Regions from separate parts of the Homo sapiens genome. Here region 2 is linked to region 1. Evidence: chromatin contacts called from ENCODE Hi-C or POLR2A ChIA-PET data. All regions are on one chromosome and are shown on one strand. The core of a region is the stretch at or near the end of the contact, and the rest is flanking DNA. Distances in the headings are between cores, read along the strand shown. Region 1 overlaps LOC105373454 (a long non-coding RNA gene). Region 2 holds the start of NT5C1B-RDH14 (NT5C1B-RDH14 readthrough).

Region 1 (6,879 bases), core at 1,894-4,393:
TTTGTATTCTCCAGTGTCTATTGTTCTTATCTTTATGTCCATGTGTGCCCAATGTTTAGCTTACATTTATAAGTGAGCATATGTGGTATTTGGTTTTTCTGTTTCTGCGTTAGTTTGCTTAGAATAATGGCTTCCAGCTGTGTCCATGTTGCTGCAAAGGAAATGATTTCATTCTTTTTTATGGCTGTGTAGTACTCCATGGTGTATATGGACCACATTGACTTAATTGAATCCACCATTGATGGGCACCTGGGTTGATTCCATGTCTGAAAAGATTTAAGTTTTAAAAAATTGTTATAAAAAGCCACCTTCTTTTTTTGAATCTTGCTTTATAACTAGTACAAAGCAAACATCAGATACCTGTGTATATTTATACAATTTTAGTCATTTTCAGAATATTTAACTGAATATAAAACTGTTTTTAAAAGAACATTTTATTTTCTAAAAGTTAGTCTTTTTGTATCATGGACATATAAAAAATAACAAACCTATTTCAGCTCTTTAAAAGCTCATTTCAATAAAAACAAAAAAGGAAGCGCCGGCTTCATGTTCATTTCAGTGGCCACTAATCCAGCCAACACATACTGAATGCCCCTGAGTGCCTAACACAGTGTTAGATACTAATGGCAAAGGGGTGAATCAGATGTGGTCCCTGCCCTTTGAAACTAACTTGCTTTTCAAGAGGCTGTAACTGAGGAACACTCTCTATGGGCAGCTCTTTGGTAGCACAGAGTTCCCCAGGAAGCACTATATAACATCTCCCATCCCTGCTCCATCATGACTCATACGAAAAACTTCTAGGCTGAATTCTGTCAGGAAAAAAAAAAAGAAAAGAAAAGGAAAATGATAAGTAAATACATTTGACAATAAATTTGAGATCATAAACCTTGGGATTCTTTTTATAATACCACGCACTTCAAAATCAGGCAGTATTTTTCATTTGACGTGGTTTTAAAGGTAGCTCAAAGAAAACACAGGATTAACCGTAAGTAGTGGGATAGTAAGCGTGAGCCAAGCTTCCAAATAAACACATCAGAGACTTGGGCTAAAAAAAGACAGAACACAAATAACCTCCTCTTGATGTGCCTACAGTTTCATTTAACTGTTCCCAGGTCATGAACTAATTTACCAAAAAGAGGTTAACTCCAGTGCAACCAAATGGCATTTCAGGAAGCAGGTTTTGTGCATATCGCCTGTGGAAGCCGGGCCACTTGAACCCCGCCTGTGAAATGCCTCTCGGATGAGCACTTTTTAAAACTCTTTAGTGTATTCTTTTTCAGTGAATGGGTAATGCGTTAGGACATTGGAGAATACAGGCCTTAAGAAACATGAGCTTGGCTTCTTCCCAAGTATTGATGTCTCCAAACCAAAGAATTAGCCTAAATAAATTTGTTTTGAGTGACTGTGTGACCTCGAACAGCCTACTTTCCCTTGGTCAGCTAGATGTGTTTCCTACAAACTGAAGAGCTTAGATGAGCTGCTCTTTCAAGTCCCTTCCAGGACACAGAGGCCCTTCCCAAGAACTCAACACAGGAAAGCTGGCCTCTGCCCCCAGAAGCTTCCAGGCGAAGGAGAACAGTCAAGGAGCCAAAGTCCTAGGTGCTCCGCTGGAGGGTGACTTCCACTCACACCAATCTTCCAAAACCTAGGGACTTGGGACCGAGCAGCGGCATTATATCATTTCCAGGCAAAGCCCAAGTTCTGTCTTCCGTACCCACGGTCTCTTTTCGCATTTTGCGCAACATCATTTGCTGCTTCATCTGACCTAACTCGGTGGGTTTCTTGATTTTAATGTGTGTAGAAATTACTTATTGGAGAATTTTATTAAACATGCACATTCTTAAGCCTGGCGTCCAGTGATCCTCTTTTGGGAGGCCTGGGCAAGGGCCACGACGTAGGCACGCTTCACAGGCACCCAAAAGGTTCCCACGCAGCAGTGACCCATGAAACATGCTTTGAGGAACACTCATCTGATGGTTCTGGAGTGGGGTTGGTCTCCCTCACAGACTCAGGCTCCTGGGAGCCAGGGACTCATTTGACATTGCAGTGAAACAGAGAACATGGAAAGGGACATGCCATGTAGTCAATCCAAATTGGATGAGTAAGTGAATCAATGAATGACTAAGGCACATGCAATAGGGAAGGTCATTGTCACCATGAACTGAAACTTTCCGGCAGTGTTGGAGAAGGTAAGGTGAGTGGGAGACGTGGTACAAGACAGGCTTCAAAGCTGGGTCTCTGATGGGTCACCAGAAACAGTAGGGTCCTTGTAAGGCAATGCTTCTTCTCTAGCAGACACATTTTTCCAGAGGGAGTCTGTCAGCCTCCATGATATTTTAAGCTGCATCCCTCAAAATGTCGTAAAGGAGGATTAAAGTATAAATGATTGTCAGTTCACTCCTGTCCTCCTGGTACTGCGCTGAGCATCTCAGGCTGTTTGGAAGACAGGGGCAGCAAGGGAGGGGAGGAGCAGGGGAGGGCCTTAAAATGTGACTGAACAGAGCCTGCAGAGAATGAGGAGCTCTGGTGTGTCTTGGGGGGCTAAAGCAGTTCACAGGCTGCTACTTTTTTTGTGACATAGCTTTTACGGGGGGAGAGCCAGAATATTAAGCTCATTGCTTCCAGATGGGAAGGTTGGACAAGACAGAGAGGCTTTGGCTCCGAAAGCTTGGACGCTGTGGTGCGATATGGATGTGACATATTGAAGTAATCGAGATAGAAGATCTGGCTTTAGCCAAGGCTGTCAGATAGATACTTTTTAAAACATTACATGGTTTGTAACAAGGTATTGTGTATCCTCACAGAAACTCTGCCGCCTAGGTCTCTGGGAAGGCAGTGGGGGGAAAAGTGTGCTTATTTTGCTTGAGTTACTAAAGCTCCTTTTATATATGAGGAATTTGGCATCTCCTGGCTGGGAACGGCTGAGCCAACAGTGTCCGATGCACTTGTAATGTAGATCATGCTAGTGACTTGCTAAGTGAGTCCAGGTGTTTGCATAAGAGGCAGGGTCCTAAGCACCTCCTTATTTGAGCCCCGAAGCAATCATGGCCCAGTGCTTCAAATGAGCCTCAAATCTGTTTAATAAATCATCCTTCTATTTATAGAGTTAATCCAGGGAGAAAGCCTCCGTGTTGTCTGGTGGGGCATGTGCCACCAGAGGGCGCCCGATGTCTGCCTCATTCCATCAGAGTGGCTCTTGCTATATCAGGGGTTTTGCCTCCCCTGCAAGCTCCTTTATCCAGTCCTTTCCTTCCTGAGCTTTCAGGCCCTGGATGGCATACCTATGGATCAAAGCCAGGTGGGGCAGGGAGAACCCCCAGACCCTTTCACGAGGGACCCTTTCTCCTCCAGTGTCTTCAGTGAGAACTTCCCTCTGGGCCAGCCTGCCCATGCACGCTGTGGAAAGGGAGAGAAGGCCCTGCCTCATTTGGAAATCCTGAGTTTGCAATGTGCTGGTTTACTTGCAATTCTCATGTTCAGAGAATGGGCCCCTTCCTTGGCTAACTTCACACCTGAGAACATGTCGGGGCATCCCTGCGGACCCAGTGTCTGCTTCACATTTCAAAGGCTGGGAACTGTTAAGCTTGTATTTTGATTAAAATTTTGTATTAGCGCCCCCCCCCTTCAATGTAATTTCAGGATATTTAATTTCAACCAATCATCTGAAGGAAAGTGGGGGGAGGAGGTATCTGATGTGAAACAGCACACGGGGAAAGCCAGCCAAGTTAGAAAATAGAGCAGCTCGGGGCTGTGTCGATGTGACAACTGAAGTCTCTTTTGTTCTCTCAGGCAGGGTCTGAAACCAAAGCCCCTCAAGGACAGGAGATCTACCTCTGGGCTTGGAATCAAGAGGACCAGTCGTTCCGGGAGGCCTCCCTGCTACCTTTGGGGCCTTTGGCAAGTCCCTGAAAGTTTCCAGGTTTCAGCCACCTATTTGGGCTCTGGGGAGAGGAATGCCTACCATTTGCCTCTGGCTCTGGGATTTTAAAAGGAAAAGCAGCAGAGTCTTTGGAAAAACCAATCTCTGAAGACCCAGGGTGAACATTAGTTACAACACCCTAGCTTCGAGGTGATGTAAACTTCAGGTACGGAGGTTACGCTCAGAGGAATAAAGGAGCATTCGTCAAACATGAGCTCCCCTCGATTGTGGTCTAGGGTGGAGACCAGTTATTCAAGTGTCTGTGGGCCCAGGCAGGTAATGAAAATGTAGTTATGGGGGAACGCCCGGCTCAGAACAGGCGTAGAGTAAATAGTTGTTGTTGACTGACTGAAGGAATAAAAGTGGGTCTGATATAAGACAATAGGGAATGGTACAAACCTTGTCAAACTGGAAGGTACATGACTTGAATTTGATGTTCAAACTATTGCTTTTTAAAACACTAGTTTAAACATCTTCTGGCCCTAGAGCTACCAATTTGTATCTCTGTATCCACTTTTATATATTTTAGGCCCATTTAAAAGACCAGGAAAGGAGGAAAATAAATCTAGCAGTATAGGACGTTCTTAATCTTGTCAGTTAACCCTAATTTTAACACCCCATCTCTGTTTGTCATTCTACTTAACCACTTTGGATTAAGCAAATTCAGTCACTTTGGAAATAGTACGTGTGGATGGTACCTTACAGGATGAAGGACCATAACAATATTCTCTAGCGCAGGCCTCTACCTCCACAGGGGGACAGACTGATGAGCCAGATCAACTCCTGCATCCTCTTCCTCAAGGAAAGCCCCCATCAATAAAACCACAAGGTTACAGTGGAGCCAGAGGGAGAGCTGGCCTGAGTTGAGACCTCCTCATGGAACTCATGGCTTCAGTTTCCTAAAATGGGGATTGTACTCCCCTAGCTCTCCTTGCTTCACAGAGCTGTTTGTGACAACTCATGAGTAATGTTATGTGAAAGGGCTTCACACACTGCAGTGTGCTGAATAAATGTAAAGAGTCCATGCTATCCAATTTGGAGACAGAAATTAGAGGACTCCTCCTCACACTAGTTAAGTACATCTCTTAAATTGCTTGGACTGTTGGCGTGGTTCTCGCCAGAGTTGAATATAATTCCTCTGTTGATGGGTCAGCCTTTATTTCCCCCAGTGCTGTTTCTTACTTGAGTTAATGAGTCCAAAGCTCATGTTTGCATGCTACCTCTGACCCTCACTAAGTGCTCACCTGCAGCTCTGCCCTGTCCTCAGAATGATGTGACCCTCAGGGCCAAACACTCCACAGGCTGCACTCTGCCACCTCCAAATCCCCACCAGTGGGTCCAATTCTCAGTCATCTGCTTGTTGTATTTCTGTTGTTTCTGTATTCATGTCAAGGATATTTGGCTGCAGAATTCCTGCAATATATTTTAGGTGAATGTGCAGCATGATCTTATTCTGGAGTCCAGGAGACTCCACCTAGGATTGCTCACAAGTAGGTCAAGTGGAGGGGGTGGCTAAGGCCAGTTTTTCTGCTTGCTATGCTGGTGCAGGCAGAGGCTTTAGAGTTATGTTTCCAATAAAAGGCATAGATTTTCACTGCCTGATGATCAAAGTCAAACTCCTAAGCCTGGAATTTGAGGCTCTCAAAATCTGGCAATATCATTTTTTCCTTCTTCTCTTCTAGTTTCTTCTGTGCACCACAGGCCTCATGCACCAGGGTGCACCCCCTTCCATGTACATATTCCACATTTTCACACATCAAGCATGCATATGTACAATTTATACATACAGTTTCCTCTGATTCTTTTTTGTCCTTAAATGTCTGCCTGCTATCATCATGACCATTTTTAGGGAGAAATGCTTACCCGTACCTCCTATTTCCACAGAGAGGAGAGGCAAAGTCGAGAGTTTCACCACTCTCTTTAGGAGGAGAAAAGATGGAGGAACATTCCCAGCCCCTGACTCCATCTTTGACTCGCTCTTCCTAGGAGAAGAGGAGTAACTGGGATCAGAACCTGAGCATACCCAGCTCAGCTCCACCATCCCTCCGTCTTCAGGGCTCCTCCTGCCTGCAGATCAAGGGCTTCTTGCCTGGCTCCCACTTACTTTCTCCCTGTGGTTGCCGTCTAGAGGCAGTCATGAAGCCCCGTGCTCAGGGCAAGTCCCTCCACGGGGGCAGGACTGGCATGAAGGAGTAATGCCCTCTGTAGTGGGAAGGGTGAGAACGTCTGCCTGGGACTGGCCCTGCCCTCATAAGGGTTTATACTGCAAAGGCAGGGGAAAGAGGCCTGTTCTCCAATCCAGAGTTACCAACTGATAGTTTGAGTTTCTTCCTTCTGGCCCTAGTGCCCATACTGAATTGACTCTGAATCCTCAGAGGAAGAGAGAAATTATTTATGTCCTAAAACCTCAACAGCTAAATGTCACATCTTCAAAGACGTTTCAGACCTTCCTTGTCAGGTGTGATCATTCCTTCTCTTTTTCCTCTTCGCGTGTTTCCTGTAGAACTCCAGTTGTGCTTCATTTGCTCATTCTTTAGTTCGACACATATTTACAGGTGAAGACCTGGGATTTCCTTGCATTTAGGATGTGACGAAAAATCACATTTTTTAAGTTGCGTTTTTTTCAGAAAATCCAAGTCTTCACATTAGTATGGTATAATTAGAACAGAATTGGACAGAAGGCTTGGATTTAGGTCTCAGATTGAGACCTGCAAGATACTGAGAGCTTCTGAGATTACAGGAATGCTGCTAGGTGCTTTTTGATACAGAATCTTGAAATTGTTGGTTTCCTACATTATTTTCTTTTTGGAATGAAGACCACTAAAACTCTAAGACAAAGTGAACAAATGATAGCAAAAATAACAGTAAGGAAACCATGATCAGCTCGGGGTCATGTCACCAATAGTTGGCTGGGTCAGGGGTCAGACCCAAGACTCTTGACTCTGAATCCTCTATTCATT
Region 2 (6,879 bases), core at 3,283-5,782, 69 kb after region 1:
ATCTGTCCCTTCTGCCTATTCCATTCCTAGACCTTTGATGGGTGCTGGTTCATCTCAGCTCCTTAAGTAGGGCTTAAGGGACTCGGACATTTCTAGGCCTCAGCTGTTTGATATTTCTGTTAAACAGACACAGAGACTGTCTGCTTTCATTCTCCCCTAGCTTCCCCATAAGCATTTCACACGTTTTTATTTGTTTGGAGTAGATAGGACCCAGTCCTCTTCCTCCCCCTTAGGCAGCTGACACATGGTTTGCAAAGTTCTGTCCCCTGCTTGGCATATACCTACTCAGTCAGAGGCCTGCAGGTAGGACAGAGGGCATGCAGAATGGATCTTGCTTGGCCAGTGCCTTAGTGTGCGACTTCCAGTTAACTCCATGAGCAAAGTGGGCCAGACATTCTCACCAGAACACTCTACATAGCACCTCAGGGCATGTCTCTCCCCGCTCCCCATGTGAATGATGTAGTGATGGCTGGGAAAGTCTCTTGTCTGGAGACTGGAGCATCTCCCCAGGGCCTTCAGAGCTCCTTGTGCCGGTGAAGCACAGTTACATAGAATCATCTTCCCAAATAGGGAAGGGCCATTCTAGAGAAAAAACTCCTTTACTAAGGTGAGCAAGAAGTTATTAGGTATCCATATATGATTTCAGATTGTTTCACACATGACTCAAAAAAGCATGTTTTTGTTTAGATGATTGAGTCAAATCCGATAGAGATGATGAATTAGGTAGGAATGCATGCTTTCCCAGTGGCTGGGTCTGGGTCATTCGCTCTGCTTCCAAAATCTTAATCTCAAAACTAACTTTTTTTTTTAATTGCTTATGTGGTCAGGCCTAATTAAAAACTCAAAGCCCCACACAATCTGACACTCTTTTTCTCTGGTGGTGACTATTTCCTTCCCTCTTCTGAGAATCACAGTTAATTACTATTTGTTGAATGAAGGAAGGAAGGAGGAAGTGTGCAGCCTCTAGATCTGGAGCCCCTGGGTTTTAATGCTAGCTCTACCACTTATTAATGTGAAACCTTAAACAAGTTCCCTCTGTACTTCAGGTTTCTCAGTGGCAAAATGGGATTTACGGGCAGAAGGGAGTTCTCCCAAGGGCTAAATTAGCTAACACATGTAAAGCACATAAACAGGGCCTGGCACGTAGAAAGCATCAATAAATGTTAACCATTGTTATTATTCTATCATCTACTACTCCCTTTCATCTTTACCTCTACCTTAGCACTGGTGTTCCTGCTTCTAGGCTCATCTATGGATGGAGCCTTGGTGGATGGGCTCCGGGATATTCTAGACCATTGACTGCGCACAAGGTACCCTCGAGAGTCTGTCTTCCGCAGTGATGATTCTTGTGATCCCTGTGATGGAAAGAAGAAACCCAACGGTGTAAAACCCCATCACCAACTCCTTCTATACGTGTGCCTGCAGAATAGTCATGTCAGGCTGAATATAGCAGCACCCAGTGAGAAGATCCCTGGCCTCAATGACTCTTAACTCAACCTGAACTCTTCTGTACTATTCTAACTCTGGTCTAGTCCTCACTTCTGTTTGGAGCATCTATGTGGGGGTCCACTTGAAAGAGCATCCAAAACCAAGATGCAAACATATTTTTTCACTGTGACTCCTCTTATGTGGATATTAGTATGGTTCACCATTGTTCCTCCCTTTTCCTCACTTCTTCCCTCGAGGATAAGCCTGTTAACAGATGCTGAAACAATATATCCACCATTTTTTACCAGACTGTAAAGGTGAGGGCAACTGGTGCCCCACTGAGGTTGCAGGGGGACTCTAAGGCAGCTGCTGAAAAGGAATGGAGCCCTCAAGCTTTTCTTTTAGGAGAAACAAGAATGAAGGACCCCCCGGAACAGCAAAGTAAAAGAGTTTCTATTTGCCATATTCTTCCCCTCACCCAGGTTGTCTGTGGTTCCCCTCCAGAATCGGTAGTGTGATCTCTGCTCACCCTCATCATGGTGATCTGCTGGCCCTGCTCCCACAACAGGCACATGTGAATATAAATACGTATTGTGTGGCAGGGGCCAAGGGCTGTTCCCTCAGCTGCACAAAGGCAGCGTCTACACGACGAGTGACCCTGGAAGGGGCAACATCTCAGCGAGTGATTCGGATTGACTGCACGCCTCATCTGAAAGATTGTGCAGAAAGTGGTCAATGCCATGGCCAGACCCCCTCCCCTCCCTGATTTGAACAAAGACCAGTCTCCCCCCTGTGTAGGCTGAGCAGAGGAGCCTGCTGTGGTTCCACACATTCGAAGTGAACACTAGGGTATGGATGGAGGGGAAGGCAGGGCCCAACCTTTCCTAGTTCCTTAACCTTCTCATGAGGACATTAGGGACGCCTTAATACAATTCTCAACAGCTTGGTCTTCTCTCCCAGAACTCCCTGCCCCCTAACATTTTCCATTATGCTTTCTGCTCCTTAATTTCCTCACCTCTGCTACAGAGATCAGCTCACCTGATTGCTCAGACGAACTCCTGTTTTGTCAGATTCCTTTCTTTTTTCTGCTTCTAGACTCTCTTTTGAGGACCTCATTCCAGGCTCATTCTTGACAAGGAAACAAAGAATGTTTATTAATTTTTAATCTCAGGGCATTAGGAACTTTGGCTTTCAGAATAAAAGGATAAAGAAAACACAAAATTTATTTATTTGCCAATATAAAAAGGTATAAACTCTAGACCTTAGTTTCCCCTGTTCTAACAAGCATGAGTAAAAGGTAACACATATTTTATTAAAAAGAATTATATAAACAAGTTTTAATATAGAAATTTGTTGGTTCATAGATTTGAGATATAAAGCATTTATTGTTTAAAGACTGATAACATGGGAAATATTAGAGAATTGTGAAGTTGTTTATGTAGAATAAGTTTGTTTTTTTTTCTATTACTCTGAAGATTGCTACTTATGGAACTTACTTTTCCTTGCCATTTAGAATTCAATTTTTTCTTGTTTTCATCATCACTACAGCTCAAACTTTTTGTGGCTCTAGCCTCACCAATATTAGTTTGATTTCTAAATATAAGGACCTTAATCTCATACAAATTTATTGAAAGTCATGTCTTCTGTTCCTATCATTTAATTACTCATAGATCTAGAGTGGAAAGGGATTTCTTACCAACAAATTAACAACAGATAGGGAAAACCAAGTAAAAGAGCACAAGAAGATGACTCACTTTATGGAACTCTACTCAAATATTTATGTTTTCATTTTCATTTGGAGGAGATACTTATTGGAATATTATTTGAACTGTTTCATGCTAAGTAAGTAGCTGCAATGTGATCAAGATTAGTGTTATTTATATGTTTAAGGAGCACAACTTCTAAGTTAGACCAAGATCCACTAGAGCAGTCTATATTCATCCGTTTATGCTCTGTGTCTTGCATGCAGGAAAAATCTCATCAATGTTAGTTGCATGAGAATGTTAGTTGCATGAGAGAATGGCATAGCTGTATGACTCCTGAACTAATTTTAAAATCTTTTCATCAACCCTCACTCACCTTATACACATACATAGCAGTCACCATAATACCTCTTACTTCTAATTCCAAATGATATTTTGAATCCAGTTCCTTTTTTCTATCTCTATTATCATTGCCTTGTTCCAGGTCTCTGACCATCCTGGGACTACATTTTCAGAATATAGCCTTTCAAACAGGTTTCATGGCCTTAAATCCTCTCCACTTCTAGATCTGTCCACCGTATTTATTTAGAGTAATATTTACAAGATGTAAATCTAGTAATGCTTCATTCCTGGATAAACACTTTCTTCACTTGGTTTGACCAGGAGCCTCATGATGTTTTCCTGTGTACCTGCTACTTGCATGCCCTTCACTCTATACTTTATCACTATGTTCTACTAATACCAAGTGACTTGTATTTGCCTGCATACACCAGCCTTATTTCCTTATGGTCTCCTCTTCTCTCCTGTGTTCTTCGAAACCCAGCTCAGTGTGACCTGGGGGAAGTTCCCAGAGTGAAATATTGCCCTGTGTTCCTTGTGTCTTTTGTACATACTTTTATGGAGCAATGAGTTGTCCTTTGTCTATTGTCTTTCCTACTAGGCCATGCATTCTTCAAAGACAGCCACTGTTTTTACCTTTTACTACTAACATATGAGTATATGCTAAATGAATACTGACTTATTGGAATCATTTATATACTACACGTTTTTTAATCTCTTTCTTTGCTGTCTTAATTTCTTTTAAATTTCTCCTTCTTCCCTTTTCTGTACTCTTTCCATTGCCTTTATTCTCTCCCTTCTCTTTTCCTCTACCTGAAGCCATTATCTGAAATTATTTGATCATTGCAGAGCCTTTGCAGAGGCAAATGATGGACTGATATCCACATTTCTTCAGCCCCATGGCAAGATTCTAAGACACTCGGTTCACTCACCTTTTTCTGTTTGAGAGATGTTTGACTCATTTTTTTACCTGTTGAAATTCTTTTGTTGTTATCCACATTTTTGTCTCCCCAGCTCCATTTCCTGTCACTTCCCTTGCTCAGTCTAGCTTTGCATTTAGAATGTCAAATTTATGACATCATATGTGATTCCATAGTAACAAACTGACTCTATGAATATGTGATTAACCTTTTCTTAAAAAACAAAAAATAAATGTTTCTTCATTTTGAGTGTATCTGCTCATAGCCATTGTCTTTGTTTTCAGAAATTGATGTCTAAACATTGTTCAAATGTTCAATATGTAGCAATATCAATATTACCACTTCCTTTTTAAATCTTTTTAAGCATTTCTCTGCCATTCATTATATTAATCCCATTTGTGACTGTCTGTTTCCTGGTACTGCCAAAATGAATGGCAAAGTCATTTGTGGATCCAATCATTTATCCATGTTCATTCTGCCAGACAGACTTTGGAGGGCTTTTCTCAGATCTAGAGACTATTTTTGACAGCTGGGATTTTGTTCCAGACATGGAGTTTAGACTTGAGTTTGAGTTTAGCTTTAATGTCTCATGTTTCTTTCAATGGCAAAACCTGTTGAGGAAGACACTGTCAAAGCCCCTTCCCCATGGCTAGACTCAGTGTAGAATGTTACCTTTGCTGCCCCATCCTTAACCCTTAACCCTGGGCTGCCCCATCCTTAACCCTTTAAACACTAAAGCTAAACTCAAACTCAAGTCTAAACTCCATGTCTAGAACAAAATCTCAGCTGTCAAAAATAGTTTCCAGATCTGAGGAAAGCCCCCCAAAGTCTGGGAGAGTGAACATGGATAAATGATTGGGTCCACAAATGAGTTTGTGATTCATTTTGGCAAGTAACAGGAAACATACAGTTACAAATAGAATTGATATTTGTAAAAAGTAGCCCCTAACTCTGGTTTACAGAATCTAAACATGTTCTCCATTTTAGTTTTCTCCTTTTATCTTCACCCAAGCTTTAGATAGGAGACATGTGCCATGCCAACCTGAGCTGGTGAAATCATCAAGGACTGAGGCAGGTTTCCAGCCTGTTTTCATGGGACAAGTTGATAGCTAAGGTTGAATATCGGAAGTTGTTGATGGTTTTAATTTAAGTTATCCAAGGAGTCTTTTAGTTAGTAAAACATTCAGGCTGTAGGTAAGAGTGCCTGGGTTTAAGTTATTTCATCTCTCCCCTACTCCCCACTGTACACCCAACCCCCAGCATTCTACCCAAAATTTGTACAGGGGTCATTTGTTTTTGCATGGTTATGATGTTATTGTGTAATATTTGTATAAGTTATGTAGACAATCAAAGTTGTAAGTGCTATACGTTTCAGAGTAACTTCAGAGAACCTTACCTTTTCTATTAAAATCACACCCCTAAGTACCAAGAGCATCTTTATTTTCTTAGTATGCTGTGTTTGGGGCCAGAGCAGCTAATGTGAATTTCATCTCATTGTAATTAGGTGTTTTATTTCTACTATTCAGGATTATAAACTCATTATGGCTTCTTAGCACTCCTTCGAGGGAGAGAGCAGAGGCTTCTGTTATAGGTTTCATGGGTAGGACTTCACTTAGGGAAGCCTGACATCCCAAATCTAGGGCTGTGGGCTGGAGTCCCTTCCTCCACAGTCTGGAAGCCTAGGCAAAAGCATGAACTGACCTGAGTCAGAGGTTTATGTGACTCACAGTTCTGCAGACTATACAGGAAGCATAGTGCTGGCATGTGCTTCTGGCGAGGCCTCAGGAAGCTTCCCAATCATGACAGAAGGCAAAGAAGGAGCAAATGTGTAACACGACAAGAGCAGGAGCAAGAGAGAAGGGAGGAGGTCCCAGATTCTTTTGAACAGTCAGATATCCTCGTAACTCATTACCATGGGAAGGCACAAAGCCATCCATTAGGGATTGACCTTCATGACCCAAACACCTCACACTAGGCCTCACCTCCAACATTGGGAGTCATCTTTTAACATAAGATTTGGAAGGGACAAATATCCAAGCCATGTAATGGGTTAAGCATGTTCTTGTCGCAAGACTTTTAAATTTGCTGCTCCATCTGCTGCAGCGGCCCATATATACACGTGCCTTAATTCCTTATTTTTTTAACTCTGCTCTCAAGCAGTCTCCTCAGAGAGGACTTCTCTGACTGTCACTAAAAATGATACCTCATTTCCTTCATCTTTTAACCCTTATGTCCCTTTATTTTCAATCATAACATTTATTTCAACCTGACTTTGTTTCACAAGAGTTTATTTGCTTATTGTCTTTTCTGGTCCCGCTGGAGCGAAAACTGCTTGTGAGAAGCGACCTATACATCTTTTCTACTGCTGCTTTCTTCTTGCCTAGAATAGTTACTAGGAGGTACTTCCATAAATATTTGTTGAATAAATACATGAATCTTTTAAGAAATGCGTTTACTTAACAGTGATAAGCAGGATACAGAATATTATG

The links. Hi-C counts contacts between places; a loop is a spot of excess contacts on that map. ChIA-PET counts read pairs that join two places held with the same protein, here RNA polymerase II (POLR2A). Pooled maps may share reads with other maps.
Region 2: a loop to region 1 is called in a map of heart right ventricle, with 2.4 times the contacts of the local background. The contact joins the promoter of NT5C1B-RDH14 here to the enhancer-like site in region 1. A Hi-C loop is called at or near these places in 3 of 168 maps with a recorded cell type or tissue (A673, Right ventricle myocardium inferior and heart right ventricle), 2 of 37 single-sample maps with no recorded cell type and 2 of 50 pooled maps. POLR2A ChIA-PET finds 5 or more read pairs at or near these places in 4 of 52 experiments (A673, GM10248, activated CD4-positive, alpha-beta T cell and 1 more).

What each region holds. Positions count from the first base shown.
Region 1 is chr2:18,517,553-18,524,431 of GRCh38, forward strand. LOC105373454 (a long non-coding RNA gene) reads left to right here. Exons shown (of 8, transcript XR_001739302.1): 8 at 3,790-6,879. Among named protein-coding and RNA genes, the nearest start is that of RDH14, 40 kb to the right of the region's middle. Within about 2 kb of position 3,144, at least 6 of the 41 ENCODE cell types and tissues checked have a DNase peak (open chromatin) inside an H3K27ac peak, as active enhancers do; they include heart right ventricle, where a contact is called at or near this core.
Region 2 is chr2:18,585,037-18,591,915 of GRCh38, forward strand. NT5C1B-RDH14 (NT5C1B-RDH14 readthrough) reads right to left here and starts at 4,533. Exons shown (of 11, transcript NM_001199104.2): 1 at 4,403-4,533; 2 at 2,467-2,556; 3 at 1,958-2,137; 4 at 1,218-1,355. The coding sequence starts at 4,432. It overlaps NT5C1B (5'-nucleotidase, cytosolic IB), which reads right to left and starts at 4,533. Exons shown (of 9, transcript NM_033253.4): 1 at 4,403-4,533; 2 at 2,467-2,556; 3 at 1,218-1,355. The coding sequence starts at 4,432. All of the region lies in intron 2 of LOC105373456 (a long non-coding RNA gene), which reads left to right.